Linked DNA regions of Homo sapiens: region 2 is linked to region 1. The links are chromatin loops, found by intact Hi-C in ENCODE. Cell type or tissue: CD14-positive monocyte. All regions are shown on one strand.

Region 1 (2,500 bases):
TCAGGGAAAGCGGCAAAGCCGGCGCGAGCCTCCTTCCCACTCTGGACCTAGCTGCAGCTCCAAAGCGAGATAGCTGTCTAGCCTCAGCCGGTACAGCTCCCGGCCCCTTTCTCCACCCGGATCTTCGGCTGCTCAGAAGCGATCAGCTCCCTTAGCCCAGGTGGGAGGCGGGAGACTCCAGATCCTGTGACCCGCGGAGGCAGACCTCAGACATGTTCCCCATGCACAGAAATGACTGGGGCTCCAGTGTGTGCACCTTCAACTCTGAAGCCCACCTGCCCACTTCAGGCGCTGGCGCGGAGATAACCACCACGCGTCTGCCGGGCAAAGTTCGAGAGTGAATTTACATCTTCTCTTTCCGCTACTCCTGGCCACTGTCCCCTCCCAGCCCCATCTCCCCCGCCCCCAACCCTGGACTATGTGGTAGGGGACTCGCTTAAGCACCCAAGTACTGCGCGGTTGTTGAGACCAAGGCGAGCTGCGGAGCCTGTGGGCTGTTGTTCGTGGGAAGAGGGTTGCGACCTCAGGAGAGACCGAAAACAGCGCCACTTGAAACCCGCCGGTCCTGAAGATCACAGAGTTCCCGGAGTGGTAGGGAAGGCTCCACGCTCTTGAGAGCAGAGGCGGCCAGGGGCAGTGGGGGACGCTTCCAGGTATGTGGGAAGGAGAACTTCATGTCTAAGTGCGCTCTTGTGGGTTTCTCGGCCAGCTGGGCCGAGCCTCTCTTTCTCTGTCCTCATGTGTCTGTCCTCTGGACAACAGTGGCTCTGTATGGCGGATTGCGACCCTGAGTGACGGGCGCCTGTCTTGCATCCTGTGTCCTGTGTCCTCCCCTCCAGACCTCATGCTTGGTGTCCACAGAGTGGACCCAGGACTGCCTGGAAGGCTTATCATCCAGGCCCGCGACTTCCCCCCAGAGTCTGAAGCCTTGCGACCTGGTCGGGGACGACAAACCTGCTCGGGGTCAACAGCGAGACCCTAGTGGGGAATGAGGATGGGTGAGGGTGCGCCTGGGTTGAGGGTCTGTGACTGTAGCATGGAAAAGGAGTTCATGCAGGGATCGCACTGAGGGACAGCCAAGAATACTCCAGCGGCAGCCTCCCTCCTACCAATTACACGCCGCCTGCTGGCACAGTGGCACCTCGGGAACAGGACGCCCTTCCGGGCCCTGAATTGGGGCAGCGCAGGAGGGAGGGTGCAGAGCCATAGCGACCTGTGTGTACCATAGACATGCACATGCGCTCACCTTCACGTGTAACCCTTCTGAGTCCCAGACAGGGTAACTGGCGAGGCCGTAAGTACCCTCGTGGGGGCGGAAATATTGCCGCGTCCCTGAGTCCTCTGGGCAGATGCAGAGCCGCGTAAGCCTCATAGAAGCAAAGCCAGGGGAACAGTGGGAGCTCTGGCCTCGCGGTGCGGACGCTAGTAATGGATTCCTGGGGAACAGCGACCTCTGGAGGAGCCTCTCATCCACACAGAGTCAGGAACTAAAGGACTGGTTCTGAGACAAAGCACCCTTTCCTCACCCTACTCCCATTCCACCCGCTTGGAAAAGTTATCCAGAGACTTTTAACCTCCGGACTCCACTCTTCGCTTATGTTTGCTTTTTTTTCCAACCTGTACCCACGCTTCAAAATCCCTGCTCCAGTCCTGCCTCTTCCAGAAAGAAGCCTTCTGGCCAGCCCAGTTCCTCTTCCCCTCTTCCTGTTCTGAGCTCATTCTCAGGCCACACTGCACAGCCAACCTGCTTCCTGCCTGCTCTTCTCCAAAAAGACTGTGAATCCACTCCACCCACGCCTTGTGTTGCATGCTGGGCATGCCGTTCCCTGCCCCAACCCACCCCACCCCCCAGTGAATAAAGACTGAAGTTATTCATTCCAAAATTGGACTGTTGATTTTTCAAAGTTAATTTCACCGATGGGGAAATTGAGACCCAGAGAGAGGGATGACTTGCCCAAAATCACACAGCAAACTGGTAGCAGAGGTGGAACTAGAACCCTACACCATTTCCCAGGCCAGGGTGCTCTTCATCTCACCTGGATGGGGAGCAGGTAATTTGGGGAGAACTCACTTTGATGGGTGAGACCTGAATTGAGGTTTCACACTGGAGCGGGGAATGCAGGAGGAAACTGAGAGAGTGGTCATTGCTCCAGGATGAGGCAGGGAGGGCAATGCTGTGCTGGGAGGCCAGACCCTTCTTTCTCCCATCCTCAGCCCAGATCAAGCTACTTGGAAGGACTTCACATTTCAGGGGTTGGCTGCATTTCTTACATCAGCAAGTGGGCAGGGCTAAGGTCTGGGAACAGACTCAACTCTGGAAAATACCACCCTCCCCCATCCACCACCACCACCCAAGGGAAGGAGGAGCTGAGAAACCTCTCCTGCTCATACACTCAGAGGGCACTGCAGAGACCCCAGATCAACAGGAGGCCTTCTGGTGCTTGCAATTCAGTTAGTGAAAAGGTGGAAGTGTGATTTGCATGAGGCTCTAGTGATACCT
Region 2 (2,500 bases), 200 kb after region 1:
CCCATTTTACAAATGAGAAAACTGAGGTTCAGAGATCAGTGACTAAAATTCGAACATGTGTTCTTTCCACTCCACCATGAAAGAATGAACCCAGAGACCCTCCGTGGGCTGAGCGCATCATCCAGCTGGCACTGAACTCAGATTTCTACCCCACAGTAAAGACCCTGGTCTCTGCAATGAGTTGAGCCCAGGTCCCTTTCCCTGGCTAGGTTTTGGCTGCCCCTCTTCATCAGCTGAGCCGCAGAGAAGACTCCGTGTCAAATTTCCTTCCAAGGCAGACTCCACCAAGCACTAGCTATGTATCATTCGAAAAGTTACTTTGACTTTCTGTGCCTCAGTTTTCTCTTCTGTAAATTAAGGATCCAGCTTCTCAGGACTGTTTGTGAAGAGTAGATTAGTATTTGCAGAATGCCTAGAATAGTGTTACAGTCGCTAGATTAAACTTTTTTTTTTTTTTTAAATACCATGTGGGGAGCAGTGTTCCTGGGCTCTGGGCTCAGCCTGAAACCTAGCAGAATAGGCATTTTATGTCCCTATTGACAGGGGTTCTGCCAGGCCGCCGTAGAGCCCATGGATTTGAGTTACCGGCTCTATTTTAGAAGGGGGTGAAGAGGTAGGGAAGGGCTGGGGAGCTTTCTGGGATAGGGAGACTGCCCATTGAAATCTGGGTGTCTGGGACACTGGAGGAAGAATAAGAAAGAAGCCCTGGGAGGTGACGATTTTGGTATCATGGTGGTCTTCAGAGGTAGGGACAGAGTGCTGGGGTGAGAGTCGCTGAAGAAAGGTGTCTGAAAGGTTAAGGGACTGAGGTTGTGGGAAGCTGGGGTTCCTGAGAGGCCTTGGGATTAGAGATGGGGGCTGGATCTGCTGGGTCCTAGACAGCGCGTCCAACGCTCCCCGCAGCGCGTTCCGGAGCCGGTCCTAGCGCCGCTCAACCAGTCCCCACTCCCTCCGGTGAAATTGCCAAATTAAAATGAATCATTTGGCCCATAATGGCCGAGGCGCTTATCGGGGGCGGGCGGACCCGCGGCAGTGCCTTATCTCTGCGGCGCACACGGCCCCGGCGCGCCTCGGCCCATGCTAACGAGGCCTGGAACGTGAGTGGGATTACAGCGCGTCGGTGGAGGGGCCGGGCGGGCGCGGGGCGGGCGGGGGAGCGGGGGCCGCGGGAGGGGCCGGGCCGCCGCCGCTCAGGACCGGGCCTCAAAATGGCCACACGCGTACCCCCGTAGCGGAAAAACGTGAGCATTCTGGCCTTTTTCTAGGGGAAAAGCAACCCGCGGCCTCCCACCGAATTCTTCATCAATTTCCTCCTCTTTTTCCCCACGTCCGCAAAAGAGGTCTTCGCTCCCTTTCCCTCGGTTCCTTTCGATGGCCGGGGGGGGCGGTGGGGGGGCATTTTCCACGGACGCCCCCGCCCCGGCTGCCGCCGCCCCTCCCGCCTCGGAGACTCTCTTCCTTCCTTCCCCCTTTTCCTTACGCAATATACAGAAATGCGCGAGGCTGTGGTTGGTTTTCATTTCTTCTTCGTGGTTGTGTGCATGCGGTGGGATTGTGAGAGTGCGTTCATGAGAACTGTGGGCGGCGTTGGCTGCTTCTAAGTGTGGTCTTCTTGGCGACAGGCTCTGTGTCCGAGTGTGGTGTGCCTGCGCGGTTGGGGTGTGTAGATGTGGACCCTTCGAGGCCCTTCTGCGTTTTCTTCGTTGCGTACGATTGTGCTCCGTTGGTGTTCTCAGCAGGGATCTGATTCTGTGTGTGGGGGTGTGTGGCCCCTGCGACTGTGTTTGGGTGGTGTCGTCGTTATGTCGGGCGTGTGTGATCCCGACTGTGCTGGATTGTGTGTCCGTGAGCCGCTGCGTTTGACTGATTTCGTTGTGTCCTGTTGGGCAGTGTGCGGGGCTGACCAAGTCGGCTTCTGGGGCAGTGCTAGGTGGTGTTTGTTTGCTGCCCTTCTGTGGGGCTGGACCCTGTGTGGTCCTGTCCGCACTGAGTTGTATGCCTGTGTGCCTGTGTCCTTTAGAGGTGCGTTTGCAAATCGCTGGGGGCGGGAGTGGGGGGAGGGCGAGCGAGAGATCGAGGCGCTGGTGGGGGCGGCGGCATGGGGGCGGGGAGCGGGATTTCACATTTTATTCCAAATTATGATGTATTCGGGAGCCAGTTGTTGGCTTGGGTGGGCGGACAGCGCCCGGTCGGCGGCTGCTCTGCCCGGAGGCCCGCCTGTGCCTAGGTGTTTGAGGGGTTCGTTGGTGAGTGGGAGGCTCCTCCAGGCTTGAAGCTGAGCAGCGCTCGCCGAGGCCGGCGCCTTCGAGCCGGTAGCTGCGGGCTTCGGTTCCCGCTGCACTCCGGCTTCATCCATTTCTGGTCAGTTTCGTGGGTGCGGCCGCCGGGCTCCAAGGGAGAGGCCCCGAAAGGACAATGGGCACATTCACCAGGCCTCGAGCCTCGGGTGGGGACATTCGGGATCACCTCCTGGGAAGATTTTCCCGCCCCCTCTTCGGGT

What was found. Peaks named below come from ENCODE experiments on the same cell type or tissue, not always from the same donor. Only the 100,000 strongest peaks of a DNase experiment are listed, where the experiment ranks them.
Region 2: a loop joins it to region 1, with 4 times the contacts of the local background. A loop is called at or near these places in 6 of 110 quality-filtered maps.

What each region holds. Positions count from the first base shown.
Region 1 is chr1:47,431,516-47,434,015 of GRCh38, reverse strand. The region is part of intron 1 of LINC01389 (long intergenic non-protein coding RNA 1389); the gene reads left to right. FOXD2-AS1 (FOXD2 adjacent opposite strand RNA 1) reads left to right here. Exons shown (of 1, transcript NR_026878.1): 1 at 1-1,883. Among named protein-coding and RNA genes, the nearest start is that of FOXD2-AS1, 1.9 kb to the left of the region's middle. RefSeq lists a silencer at 2,292-2,401. In CD14-positive monocyte, CTCF peaks have their summits at 1,249 and 1,448 (motif pointing left); DNase peaks (open chromatin) are centred at 1,435 and 1,715; H3K4me3 peaks cover 1,857 bases; H3K27me3 peaks cover 1,923 bases.
Region 2 is chr1:47,230,908-47,233,407 of GRCh38, reverse strand. It overlaps TAL1 (TAL bHLH transcription factor 1, erythroid differentiation factor), which reads left to right and starts at 1,183. Exons shown (of 5, transcript NM_001290403.2): 1 at 1,183-1,241. RefSeq lists enhancers at 1,014-1,987, 1,988-2,500. In CD14-positive monocyte, no CTCF peak of the experiment used is centred here; DNase peaks (open chromatin) are centred at 967 and 1,517; H3K4me3 peaks cover 1,789 bases; H3K27me3 peaks cover 2,423 bases.